Linked DNA regions of Homo sapiens: regions 2, 3 and 4 are each linked to region 1. A link is a contact called in ENCODE Hi-C or POLR2A ChIA-PET data. All regions are on one chromosome and are shown on one strand. Each heading gives the region's core, a stretch centred on a gene start or an enhancer-like site at or near the end of the contact. The rest is flanking DNA. Distances are from core to core; before and after follow the strand shown.

Region 1 (3,395 bases), core at 352-2,851:
GATTATTAGATCAAAAATCCCACAATTTTATGGATGTTGATTTGTATAACCTTTTACTCTATTACTTATATAAATGTACCTATTCCACTATATCTTTATGATCATTAGGTTGTAGTATTGTTTTCGCCTTATTAAAGTGATATACAGATAATCCCCAACTTACGATGGTTCAACTTAAGGTTTTTCAACTTTACAATGGTGCAAAAGTGATACACATGTAGTAGAAACTGTACTTTGAGTACTTATACAGCCATTCTTAGTTTCGCTTTCAGTACAGTACTCAATAAATCACATAAGATATTCTCCACTTTTTGTAATAGGCTTTGGATTAGATGATTTTGCCCAGGTGTAGGCTAATGTCAGTGTTCTGAGAATGTTTTAGTCTCAGCTACAATGCTCAGTAGGTTAGGTGTATTAAATGCATTTTCAACTCACTATATTTTCAACTTATGATGGATTTATTGGGAAGTAGCTCCATTGTAAGTTCAGGAGCATCTGTATTTATACTTAGATTTGTGCAAAAATTCATTAAAAATCTGTGTAATTTTGCATAAAGCATAAATCAAGGGTGATTACTAGATTCTAAAAAGTAGTCTTCTGAAGTGCTTTTAAAGTTTGATTTGTTTCAATCAGCATAATGGGTGTGTCTAGGTCAAGTGTGAGGATTATATTTTGGTGTCCATCGAAGTAGGTGGGGTGTAAATTCTATGAAGGGCCGGACTGGCAGAAAGATGTGGTCCTCATGCTAGGTACTTCATGTAGTCATATGCACAATGAGCTTAAAAAGCAATTGGAGTGTCTTGGTCCATGTAGGTGGAACATTGAAGAGTGTCAAGAAGAGCTGGATGGGAGGTGCTGTCATACAGGCAGGGCTCTCTCTCAAGGTCAGCTCTGCCTCCTGTTGTATTGGCTTCTTCTGAAGGCAAGTTCTCTCATGAAGTGGGGAAGATGGCCACCACCAGCTTCCCAGTTTAGCAGCACAGGGAAAGTGAAACTCTCCTTCCCAACATACACATAGCCACCTCAAGGGAGGCCCTCCTGGCCCTGTGGAAATGCATACCCTTTGCATCAGTCCTTCCTCCTGTGGCCCACTGGGGGTGGTGTGCTGATGGACAACCTAGGACCACAAGGGATGGGGAGATGAGTTCTTCCAGGGATGGGGGATCCTGGACAGACCAAACAATAAAAGTCCCCTGTGTCATGCATCCTCATACAATCCTATGGCTGAATTAATAACTGAATTAAGGGAAATTCCAGATCAGCCTGAAGCATCCTGTAGCATCAGAGGACATGCTTTAAAAAATAGGAACACATCAAAAGCACACAGGAGTCATCCTGAAACAGTACCCAATGGCCAAAGCTGGAACAATCCATGAGTCTATGCCAATATAAGTAAACATGTGAATAAGCAAATACATAGGGAAAAAGAGACAAATCTTTCTCACAGAAGCACCACAAGTAATACAGGGGAGCATTGATGCAGCCACTTCTCCAGGAGGTGGGGCTTCATTGCTCTCCTAGTGAGTGTGGACTGGACCTGGTGACTCACTTCCTCTAGAAGGGTATGGAAAGAGAAAAATAGCAACTTCACAATGCAGTAATCTAGCGGATGCCACCACAACCAAGGGCTCAAGGTTAACATCACCAGACTTGAGTCATGGTGAAGTCATGTGCCCCCGAGGCGAGGCAATGAGAAGGGCACTTCACCCCATGGCACTCACCCCCAAAACATAACCCCAATCGATCACAGAAAACATCAGCCGAACTCAAAGCGATGCACATCATCCAGAATGCCTGATCAGCACTCCTCCAAAGGGTGATGGTCTTGAAAAAGAAACAAAGTCCCAGAAATGGGCATAGATGGGAGGAGATTAAGGAGACAGCCTAAATGCACTGTGGGATCCCGGATGGAATCCTGGAACAGAAAAGAGGCATGAGTGAAAAAAACTGGTGAAATACAAAAAAAGTCTGGAGTTTAGTTAGTAGTATTGTGCCAGTGTTAATTTCATAGTTGTGACAAACATGCTGCGGATATGTAAGATGTTAACAATTACAGGAAACTGGATGGAGAGTATAGGGAAACTCCCTGTATTATCTTTACAGCTTTTCTCTAAATCTAAAATTATTCCAAAATAAAAAGTTTGAGAAATTAACAGTGATTACCCATTCCATACTAGGCACTGATTTAAGGGCTATGCATATATTAACTTTTAAAAATCTTAACAATAACATTGAGGTATCTGCTATTATGATTACCACGCTAATTTTATGGATGAGGCTACCAAATCTGAGAGGTTTAGCGACTATCTATAGTCACGTGGTTCTGAGTGTGTGATTAGCGCCTAGGCAGTTTGGTTCTAAAGCCTGTAATCTGCAATCTTTAACTCTACATAACAAACTTTCAAGGAAGAGTTAATATCTGCACATTGTTTTTCCTCTTGAACACCCTTACCTTAGGAGAAAAACCTGTTCTGGTCTGCACAGCTCACAGGGGGTTCCCCTCCACTTATTCCCTTTGCATACACCTTCCTAAGACACAGGCTTTCAGATTGCAAGTGTTCCTAATCCCTAATACCCAGGCCCCACAATACTGAAAATTTCCAGAAAAGAAATGGAGTCAGCTTAGAAAAGAGAATTGAGAGAGAAAGAACCAACAAAAGGGAAATAATAAAATTTAGTGGGGGAAAGTATGAAAAGCAGTGCAAACTTGATTCCCTTACCAGAGTAACTCAGGGATTGAGGAGAAATGGCTTGCTGCCTTAGGTGTTGGTTAGAGACCCCAAATCACCCACGAGAAAAGTGCAGTGGGCCTTCAGCCTCCTGCTTTCACTCACGAAAAGCACCTGTTTTCTGCTCTGATAGAGATCAGTGAATACCAGCCACTGAATGACTCTCACGTGATATGCCTTGTGCTGTTAGTTAAAGCTCGTGCTCCTGAATTCTCACAATATTGTGCGTTTTATGCCCCCGTAGAGCAGGGGTCTCAGCCCAAACATGTCCACCACCTGATTTCATAGGGCCCACGAGCTAAGAACAGTTGTTATGTGACTAAATGGTTGAAAAATACATCTATGAAGACTATTGTGTGACACGTGAAAATTAGACCGAATTCAAACTTCAGTGTTCATAACTGAAGTTTTATAAACATAGCCTTGCCCATTTATTTACATATTGTCTACGACTGCTTTGACACCAGAGAGTGTGACCATATGGCTTGCAAAGCCTGAAATATTTACTATTTACTATCTAGCCCCTTGCAGAAAATATTAGTTGAGCCCTGGTATAGACAAAGAAACTGTGGCCTGGAGAGATTGAAAGAACTCATCTATAAGGATGCAAAAGAAACTGTTTTCTGGATGAGCCCTGGGGCATAGGTGTTCCTTACGGGGCAGGCA
Region 2 (3,395 bases), core at 438-2,937, 240 kb before region 1:
TTATAAGCCATGTCTGTTTCTTTTTTCCATCATGTCATACACCCTATCCACAAAAGATGGTAGCTCACGTTTTCTAACTAGAGACGTGCAGGCAAGTTGAGAGCATGAAGAATCCCTTGGGAATACCAATTCTGTAGCAAATGCTAAGGTAAAAGAAAAACTATGCATTATTTTTCAACTATAGTTGGCTTAAATTCTTAGTTTCACCCTGGAGACCATGTTGCCAGTGGACAATTGAGCATGCTGTGATTTATAAAATGCAAGCTAGTTTATATGATAATGTTTGCCATCTCACTTTACCAGTACTGTTGACCTTTTCATATGATTCTAAAATCACTTACTTGTAAATAAATACTCCTAGTTCTGTAGATGAAACAATTTGGAAAAGTCGTTACTGTTTACTCACTGACATTTTATTTTAGCACCCATTATAATCAGTCACACATCGCATCTGTGTTTGTGATGCTTATCAACTGTTAATTTTCACAGTTTTCATGCTAATTTGGATCCATAAAATGATACAGTTTGTTCACAACTTCCATAGCTCATGTAATGTAATTCAAAACGTTTCCACGTGCAGACTAACATTTCCCATAACAAAACAAACTTTTCTACCATAGGGATAAGAGTGCATCTTCCAAAAATTACAAGAGAAAGTGAGGGCCTTTCAAACAAGTATTCAAGATGTCTTGAGTCATCATAACCAATTACAGATTATCCAGACCCAGAAATTAATCCACATACAGAGCACTTGCTTCCTCTGGCTTCTCGGAATTTTGTGTGTGTGTGTGTGTGTGTGTGTGTGTGTGTTTTAACTGTTTCATCCTTCATACCCAAGGAATGTGGAGCAGGAGAAAAACCCAAAATAGCTTTTGCACCTTATTAGTCACCATGGTAAAATGACAACAAGCAAACTTCAAACACTTCAGTGAAGACAGAGGTTCAAGTATTAAATAAAATGAGGCTCAGGAGTTATCTGTATATTTTTGGTTTCTTTGCTTTATTTGTCACCAATAGCAACGCATAATTGGTAACCCTTTTGCCGAATAACTCCCTTTGCTGGAAGTTTTGTGATTTAAATTTACTGTTACTTCTGTGTTGATTTTACCCTTAAAGGCTTTATGTTATAACCCTTCTTTTTCCTTCTTATTAAGAAAATAACAAACTTTTATTACGTGAACGAAGCTGCATAAAATAAGGCTCTGAGTATATTTTTCAGTAAAGGGAAAAAGAAACCCCCCCAAAAGAGATTAGATCTATTGAGATTATTTAGACTGGACACACTGTTTCCTGGTTGATAAATCTGCTACAGGGCTTCAGGGCAGGAAGTGAGGAGAAAAAATAACCAAAACATAAAACCCAAACGCAAATGGAATAGTCAGTATCTATCATACTTTCTTCTTTGGCCCATAAGGGACAAGATTTAAAGAGTGGATGCATCCTTTCCTTGTATGTTTTGTGTGAATAAGAAGTGGTAGGGAGGAATATAAAGACATCCTGAATCACACAAATCATCAACCACAGGATGGAAATGGATGGCAGATTGCCATGTCTAGCCCACACACACATCCTCTCTGCCAGGTAAAGTTGCCAATATTAAAAGTCAGATTTGGCTTGAAATTCTGGTTCTTCCTGGAATGTGTAAAGAGCCTTCCCAAAGGGCTCACATCCTTCAAGTAAGCCTTGAGCATAGCTTGGCAGCAGGTGCTCCCTGAGCACAGGCCGGCACTTGCCATGCACTGCGGAGCCCACCAATCCCACAGCTAACACCCAGGCTAAGAATCCAGTATTTTCAGGCTCATGTTTTTCCAAAAAGAAATTTAAAGGGAAAGTGATTATGTCCTATAGTCAGGAGCCTGAGAGGACCAGAGAGGCAGATGCAGCACAAACTTACAGAGTTGCTGTTCCAACAAGAGAAGTGTAGTTGGTGGTGGAAGTAAGCATATTTGTATCTCTGGCCTGTTTCTGCCTCATCCCTGCGCCCTTCGCTTGGCCCTTCTCTCTCAATCATTTCTCTCTCCTACCTGGTCTCTCATATGGGCAAACCCCGAATCTGCACCCACAGTGGTGTATTGGCAGAGCTGTGCAGGGAATGCCCCAGAAGGCAAATTACCTTTCATGTCTGCTGGCTCCATTCTGCCCCTTTACATTGTCATTGTCATATTAGTGAGGATTGGGTGCGATCAGGCCGAGGGCAACGTTTTGATGAGCTGGAACTGTCACTCACTGCACAAGTGGCCTACATTTGGAGTCTTCAGGCTCCATAGCAGAAACCTTAGATGTGAAGAGTGAGTTACTTAAGTTCAATAAATATAAAATAATAGTAAATGGTTATAAATTGAGACGTTTAGCTTCTAGTAGGAAAACTACAAGTCTCCATTTAATATTGCAAAGTGAAGTGTAGGAAGAACATTGATGGGGATTTCTGGGTTTTATGCTATTTTTTATATTTCACAGCTTTATAGGAGTGTAATTGACACACAAAAAACTGCATATGTACAAAGAAAGTATATAATATAATCAGTTTCGACTCTTGTATACACCATGAAACCATCACTCACCATCGAGTAATAAACATCCATCACCCTCAAGTTTCCTTGCATCCCTTAGTCATCATTTTTAATCTGCGTATGTGTATGTATATGTGTATATGTACATAAGACATGCACACAACTATATATATTACTTTATGACAGTACTGTACATCGAATGGGAAAGTTAGCAAAATATAGGTTTTAATAACAAATCCTAAATTAATTGAGAAGTAAAACTTCATTCTAGCTAATTGGGAAATTGTTTAAAAGGAGAACATTAAGTGTTAAAATTGATGACCCTAATGATAAAGCGAGTATTTGATCTGAGGAGAAAGAAAGCTGGTCGCAGCATTTTAATAGTCATCTGAATGCATCCTTTGTGAAGTGAAAATGTGGGGATGTGAGTGCACATACAACCTTTGGAACTATTTCTCCCCTATCCAAGTTTTCAAGAGGAAACAAAGGTAATTTCTCCACTTAATTTTCTTCTGCTAAAGAAGCATGAGTGTGTTCTTTAAACCATGTTTACCAAAAGTAGCTGAGAGGAGGTCAGCCCACCGCCTCTGCCGCTCAAGCCTGGCTTGAGAACCGCTGACCAGGATTGCTGGCTCTAGTCAGGAGCCCAGCTGCCAGGCTGGGGCTAGGCAGCGGCAGGCACCAGGGCAGCATCTGTCTTGGGCTCCACTGCAGTGGCCAGCTGCCCACTGACCCTCACTCCGTCTCTGCCAGGTTAGCAAGCAGTCGAAGGGGCTGCTTATTTAAGAGACAAGAGATTCTTGGATGACTTTACCCGCACATTTCAGCCACCAGGGGGAACCCTGATTATCCCATTGATAGACAGAGTTGAAGAGAATGGAAAGA
Region 3 (3,395 bases), core at 235-2,734, 170 kb after region 1:
AGAACAGATTCACATGTTGAAGAAGCAGAAACCAAGAGCAGGCAGAGAACTGACTCCTACAGTAAATGTGCAGAGGTGCTGAGACAAGAGGGCGGGGTGTCCCCAGGGGCACCCTAGAGAAGAGTGCCGGTGAAGAAAAAGTATAGTAATGCTATTAGGAACTTGTTTATTTATGAACTTAAGACAAGCTCAGTGGGCACTTTGACAGGCCACACTTTCCTTCAGCCAATAAAGATTCTCGTGCAGCTACATAATGAGTTTTTAGAGCACATTTTTCCATTTGTTATTCAAACACAATTAGTCACATAGTTTAACCCTGTTAGTAATAGGACATAAATCTTGTCTTAGCTCCAATCAGCTCTTCTCCCTCTGCTTAATTTTAAAAATTAATTTTCTGGAACCACAGTAATCACTTTGGATAAGGGTTTGTGCATACAATTATTTACTAATGATCAAAATTAGGTCTCCTGAGGCTTTAACTGCATGCAATATGTTAGACCATCTTTGCTGAGAAAAACTAGTCCTGGCCTCCCAGTGCAGGTTGTTTCACAGAATGTATTGCACGGAGAGAATGCTCTCTCCTGCAAATGTGTGTCTGCAACTGGGCCTGTCCCGAGCAGTTTGCTGGTGGGCCTTGCTGAGGATGGACTTCCTCCATCCTTTAGCCCCTTCCACCCGCTGGCAAGCCCTGTTACTCTTAGCACCTCCACAGTCTGCCCGTGTCACCTTTTCTGGTGCCTTTGGAGATCAGAAGACATTGGGGCCTGAGCCTAACTGCAGTTTACCCTGAGTGCTGGGGACCCTGAGGGGTGCTGGCTGCAGTGGGTTGGGTCTGCAGCCCCCAGGGCCTTGGCCCTGGCGGGATGGATAAGATGCTGCGCCATCACAGGATGGTCCCTTGTGGCTTCACGCACGCAAGAGTCAGCATGAGGTGCACTTCAACTCATCCCGCCATTTTCAAGTTAAAATCCTCTGTCCTCGGCCCCCCTCACACCTGCATCTCTAACTCCTTTCCTTCTGCTACTGCGTGGCTCCTGTCTCCCAACGGAAGCCACCTGCCTGTAACCATTTCCCGTCTGCACCGAGAGGCCACGGTGTGGAGGGGGAGCTCCTGCCCACGGCACTTGGAAGGTGCTGGGGCAGAACCCAGCTCCAGCGCTGATGTGTGGCAGCATCTCTGGAAACTTCCATTTCCTGCTCTGTCTGAGGAGGCGGGGCCCTGCTGATGTCTCTGTGTCTTGGAGCTCAGGACAGTCAAATCTGCACCACGGCTGCCTCCCCTCTTGCCGTGTGAACGTGGCAGGACGTCCACTCCACCCCACTTCCTGCATGGACATGGCTCCATGGCTGTGCCCTACCTCCCTTCCTGCATGAATGCAGCACCACGGCTGCACCCCCCACTTCTGTGGTTGTGGCATGATGGCTGCACCCCCACTTCCCATTTGAATGCGGCACCGCAGTTGCGCCTCCCTGCCACTTCCCCTGTGGACGCGGCATGATGGCTGCACCCCCTACTTCCCACGTGAACACGGCACCGCAGCTGTGCCCCCATGCCCCTTTACTGCATGAACGCGGCACCACTACTGTGCCCCACCCCTTTGCCACGTGATCACTGCCTTCATCAGGAGTGACCACGAGACATGTGCTCTTAAGGAACCTGAGGCCCAGGGAGGATAAAGTCATCTTCCAAGGTCATTGACAAATACATCACAAAAAGTGGGTTTAGACTCAGGACCCGAGCTTCTAGCTGTCTTCTCAGTGTGCCACAGCAGTGCCCCAGACGACAGAAATGCATTTCAGTACGCCTAAGTGAACTCTCAACTTGTCATTCAATTACTTATGAGGGGACGCGTGAATCCCTGAAACCGTGCAAGCAAAACCCACACATGTAGCAGATCCCATTGCATTGCTCACCATCATTTATGCCCTCCGGCGTGGCCACCACTGAAGGATGGATGTTCTAACCTTATGGTCCTGTAATATGCTCCTCTAGGTGAGGGGCTGTCCTGGACAGGCTCTAGACAGAGATGAGTTTGCTCTACTGTCTGCCTTCCAAGACTTGGGCTACCCGGAGAAGAGACGTGGGCACACACACTATTGCACAGCTGCTTAGCTCAGCATGGGAGATAGGTGCAGGACCCAGAGCGACCTGGGAGCAGCCCTGCGTCCAGCCTTGAGCGTTGGCAGGTTCGGGTGTCCTCGGTGACTGTGAGCATTGCATTTGAGCCAAGGCTTTAACAGCAGGGTGGCCAGGACATGTTTTTTTCAAAGGGGGGCTTGGCTAGGCTCCCTCAGCTCTCCGTGGTTTGAGTAGGGTCTAGCTTTCTGGGTTTCAGTCTTCCTCTGGCGTTGCTGAGGTGACTGAGATCTCTTCACGTTTTTTACCTCTCATTTTCTAGAATGCCAGTTACCTGAGTTGTCCTGAGGGGGAAAAAGCCATGCAGGTTCAGTAAGTTTGGGAAATTTGGCATCGTCTATCGTTTTCTTGGCAATTCTACATTTCCCGTTTGATTTTAGAGGATCTGAAAAATCTTACAGAAAAAGAAAACCTACCTATTCACTCAAGCTAAGCTAGAGCATCTGAAACATTTGTGATCACAGAAGTGCTTTAGAGACAGCACCTGTAAACTTTACACAGAACGCACTTTGGGAAAGGGTGCTAAATTGCCCATGATTATTTTTAAAATGGTGAATGTCATCCTCACTTTTTTAGACTTTTCTGGCAGCTTTGCTAAAGCGGAGGTCTCTCACAGCTCTCTAGGGACCGCAGCCCCTGCAGTCTGAGAATAATCCCGAAGGCCCGACGTGACGGCACCTGCATGTTCCCGTGTTTGCATCAGAGCAAGTGATGCAATTGCAGCGAGGCAGTCGTGACCTGGAGCAGACCACTTGTTTGGCTAAATATGACACAGGAAATCAGTGCAGGAATCTTATGTGAAATCCCAACTACTAGTGTTTCTCCGGAGTACAAATATCTTTTAAAATATAAACCTCTGAATTTGAGGGGCCTAAAACAGATATTTTACTGTAGCATTGAATACCTCTTGATATCTATAGCTGTCAAGAGCATTGGAAATGTGAGCACTTAAATTATATACGTCTTTCACAGGAAGAATCACCATAGTTTTGCCAAAAATCTAAGTCTGTGCCTTGCCCACCTGTGGCCATCTACGTGAGGCTCCTGTGGACTCAAAGGCAAGGGCAGTGTGCAGTCATTGGTTATCGGTGGCCATCAGTGCTTTCACAGAGACCGCCTATTTTGCTAGCAACAGGAAGTAATTTTCCTTGGCAAACTGATTTGCTAATTCTTGCTGCTGCTTTGACTCGAAATTTCATCAGGTAAGGGGGAACCACTAGACAATGCACTTTCCCCAATTTACCTACCTGACAGCTTC
Region 4 (3,395 bases), core at 325-2,824, 140 kb before region 1:
GGAAGGTGGAAATGAAAAAGACCAAGGTTCCTTAAGCTAATGAAGAGGTGGCGGTCAGCCTTCTCCACATGGAAACCCCTTAGTTTCACTGGCCATGGCCAGAAACCTGCAGTTGCTTCCATGTTTACCTGCTTCCCACCAAGGGTCCCAAGTTGGAAAGGAAAAGAGAGAGGGAGAGAGAGAGAGAGAGCCCCTGAATGGAGCAGAAAGGAAAGGGAGAAAAATGAATCCCAAACTTTGGGCTTATCTCTTCCTTCTGGCTGGCTCGCCAAAATATGTTAATGGTGGAAGGTGTCTAGGCTCTTGACGTCCTCAACAAAGAGTTGGACAAAATGCACAAAGCAAGGAGGGAAGGGTTTTATTGAAAATGAAAGCACACTCCACAATGTGGGAGCGGGCCTGAGCATAGGGGATCAAAGGCCCTGTTACAGAGGTTTTTTGAGTTTAAATATCCACTAGAGGATTACATTGGTGACTTGGTGTACACCCCATGTAAAGGGAGAGGATGAAATAAAGTTACAAAGTCATTTATAGTGTATGCCCTATGGAGAGGATATTTCCTGTTATAGCTCAAGTGTGAACTAGCCTCATATTCTCTGCCTCCAGACCCTATTTTCCTGCCTCGTTAGGACAGCTATGTTATTGTGGCTAGGCCAGAAGTTCCTGCTCATCCCTCACTGTGGTGTAAATGCTACAACATCCTTCCCACTTCACAGATGAGCAAAGGCAGTCTCAGAGACATTGAGAGACATGCCTGGGTTCACACTGTAAAGTTTTTGCAACGCAATAGCTTAAACATTAAAAATATTGATTTAACACGTTACCATTTTTTATGTCAGCAATAAGGGAGATTTGCATAAAGGAGTCAGATGTTCCTTGTACTAGTTTTCTGTTTGTAATTTTTGTAGCTTTGACATTATCTCCAAATTAAAGTTTACAGAAAAAGTGATCATGTTTTGACTCCCACTAAAGCCAGCCCTCGGGCTCCATGCTTTTCATGCATTGTCTGCAATTCTCCTATGGCTTGCACGTGGACATCAGTCCACTCCACAGATGGGGAAACTGAGGCTTGGTGTAGGTGGGCAACCTGCCACAGGTCCTGATGGAACTGGTTAGGCGTCTGCACCCAGGTGCCTGTGCCTCCCAAGCCCATATTCTTTCCATCCCCTTGAGTGGCCTCTGTAGTCAGTCTTCAAAGACCTGTCCTTTAGGGTTTAAATAAAGTGTTCACAATTTGGGACTCAGTTGTCCTGTGTCCCCAGATTTGGAAACCTCTCCCTGTTTGGTGCCTTCCACCCTTCAGAAGTCAGCTCAGCCTCTCTCTTCAGAAACAAGATCTGAAGTCCTCATTATCCAGCAAAGATGAGGAGGAGGAGGAGGAGGAGGAGGAGGGGGAGGGCCAAGAGGAGGTCTCAGTGGCTTCACTGATGACAAAGAGGCAGCTGGAGGCTCCCTGAAGAGACCAAAGCCCAGGAGCAAAGGCTGGAAACCTTCCAGAAGCGGAACCAGAGCCAACAATAGAGGAGCAGCAATTAAAACTCCACTGGCCTGGGCCCAAGGGGCGGCACCTCCCAGTGCCTTGTGCCTGCCTGGGGAGGTCCTGCCTGCGGAGATGACTCAGCACAGCCCAGGGGCAGGCCTGCAGCGACCTGTGGGGCAAAACCCAGAGCAGAGGTGGGGCCATTCAGCACCACTTTCCCACCCAGCTGAGAGCTGGCAGACCACACCAGGCACCACCACCAGGCTTCCTGCAGGGCAATGCAGGCACCAAGAGAAGAACCCCAGCGGTGGACACATCTCACTCATTTTAAAGCTCTAAACAGAAGTCGTTGTTTAATCTCCCATTGAAGTTGGATTATCTCTGCTTCTGCTAATAAAAGCTGTCATTTATGGAGCACTTACACCAGCAACATTTTATCAAAGGGAATATGATGTTCCTCATGTTGAAGGTGAGGCTCGGGTCATTTAAATAATTTTCTCAAATCATGTGGCTAAGAGGAACAGAAACTATTGCTTACACAAAAATCTCCTTTATACCAAATCTCATGCTTTTGACCAGTGGTCAGACTGCTGGTGTTGGTCTTCACATGTGCTGCAGCCTACATGGTCGGGCGTCCAGCCCTCCCATGGGTCGAGTCCTCATTCTAATCTATCCCTTAGGGGCTGTGCACTCATCTGGCCACTCTGGTCCTCTTGAAAGGCTTTGCTGGTTGACTCACACTCCGCGGGTTTCCTCCTGAACGGCACACATTTTGGCGGCTCCCCTCCCCTCCTCACCCTCTGGGTGCTGGATGCCCAGGGCTCCCTCCCAGCCTTCCTTCCATCCCGGCCCTCACTCCCTGCCTTGGTGTTCTGGCTCACTTGTACCCATAGCTCTATGGACCCTCTCCCCCAGCCTCTCAGCCTCCCTCTCCAGTCTGGACTCAAGATTGGAATCTCTGCCAGGACATCTTGTAACATCTCAGACCTCTTTTTTTTTTTTTTTTTTTTGAGAGTCTCACTCTGTTGTGTAGGCTGGAGTGCGGTGGCATGATCTCAACTCACTGCAACCTCTGCCTCCCAGGTTCAAGAGATTCTCCTGTCTCAGTCTCCTGAGTAGCTGGGACTACAGGTGTGCACCACCACACCCAGCTAATTTATTTATTTATGTTTTGTATTTTTAGTAGAGATGGGGTTTCACCACATTGGCCAGGCTGGTCTTGAACTTCTGGCTTCAAGTGTTCTCCACCTGCCTCAGCCTCCCAAAGTGCTGGGATTACAGGCGTGAGCTGCCACACCCAGCCTCTGACCTCTTATACTATCTCAGACCTCATGTGCCCAGGCCAGAAGTCTCCACTTTCTCCCCCACACCTGTTTTTATGCCAGTATTTCCCATTGCAGTTAACAGCGTCAACTTTACTCAGATGCCCAAGCCCCAACCTAGGACACACCCTTAATTTCTACTTTTTCTTCACCTGCCTCCTCCAGCCAGGGAACCAGAAAGCTGTTGGGCCTCTGTCTTCCAAACATACCCCAACTCTATCCACTTATCCCACGGGTTTTCCACCACCTGGTCAGGCTCCAGCCGTGCAGCCAGGACCCCTTGCCTCAGTTTCCCACCTGGACCCCCTTGTCGCCTATGAGCCTTTCTCTATAGGGCACTGGCATGTGGCTCTGTGAAATGCGCTCCCCGGTCCTCCCCTCCCATGGTTTCCACCCTCTGAGGAACATCCAGACGCTTACGTTTACCCCAGGACCCTGACGAGTCTGCCTCCTCCTCCTGCCCTGAGCCATATCCTTCCCAATCTCCCAGGGCGCCTTCTGCTGCTGCCTTTGTTGCCTTCCTGGAAACTTTGAAATATTTCTCAAGCTGGGATCCCTGGATGAGCAGCATCAGCATCCCCTGGGACCTTGCT

The links. Hi-C counts contacts between places; a loop is a spot of excess contacts on that map. ChIA-PET counts read pairs that join two places held with the same protein, here RNA polymerase II (POLR2A). Pooled maps may share reads with other maps.
Region 2: a map of endothelial cell of umbilical vein shows a loop between it and region 1 (6-fold over the local background). The contact joins two enhancer-like sites. A Hi-C loop is called at or near these places in 4 of 168 maps with a recorded cell type or tissue (Calu3, PC-3, endothelial cell of umbilical vein and 1 more) and 3 of 50 pooled maps.
Region 3: a loop to region 1 is called in a pooled map, with 7 times the contacts of the local background. The contact joins two enhancer-like sites. A Hi-C loop is called at or near these places in 11 of 50 pooled maps. POLR2A ChIA-PET finds 5 or more read pairs at or near these places in 2 of 52 experiments (BJ and activated CD4-positive, alpha-beta memory T cell).
Region 4: a map of PC-3 shows a loop between it and region 1 (2.6-fold over the local background). The contact joins two enhancer-like sites. A Hi-C loop is called at or near these places in 7 of 168 maps with a recorded cell type or tissue (Caki2, DLD1, PC-3 and 4 more) and 2 of 50 pooled maps. POLR2A ChIA-PET finds 5 or more read pairs at or near these places in 2 of 52 experiments (H1 and HEK293T).

Annotation. Positions count from the first base shown.
Region 1 is chr7:50,825,162-50,828,556 of GRCh38, reverse strand. No RefSeq gene overlaps it. Among named protein-coding and RNA genes, the nearest start is that of GRB10, 44 kb to the right of the region's middle. RefSeq lists an enhancer at 959-2,158. Within about 2 kb of position 1,601, at least 2 of the 41 ENCODE cell types and tissues checked have a DNase peak (open chromatin) inside an H3K27ac peak, as active enhancers do; they include endothelial cell of umbilical vein, where a contact is called at or near this core.
Region 2 is chr7:51,067,808-51,071,202 of GRCh38, reverse strand. All of the region lies in intron 7 of COBL (cordon-bleu WH2 repeat protein), which reads left to right. Among named protein-coding and RNA genes, the nearest start is that of COBL, 250 kb to the left of the region's middle. Within about 2 kb of position 1,687, at least 2 of the 41 ENCODE cell types and tissues checked have a DNase peak (open chromatin) inside an H3K27ac peak, as active enhancers do; they include endothelial cell of umbilical vein, where a contact is called at or near this core.
Region 3 is chr7:50,658,305-50,661,699 of GRCh38, reverse strand. All of the region lies in intron 7 of GRB10 (growth factor receptor bound protein 10), which reads left to right. Among named protein-coding and RNA genes, the nearest start is that of DDC, 95 kb to the right of the region's middle. RefSeq lists an enhancer at 2,111-2,280. Within about 2 kb of position 1,484, at least 10 of the 41 ENCODE cell types and tissues checked have a DNase peak (open chromatin) inside an H3K27ac peak, as active enhancers do.
Region 4 is chr7:50,961,315-50,964,709 of GRCh38, reverse strand. No RefSeq gene overlaps it. Among named protein-coding and RNA genes, the nearest start is that of GRB10, 180 kb to the right of the region's middle. RefSeq lists an enhancer at 1,077-1,592. Within about 2 kb of position 1,574, at least 2 of the 41 ENCODE cell types and tissues checked have a DNase peak (open chromatin) inside an H3K27ac peak, as active enhancers do.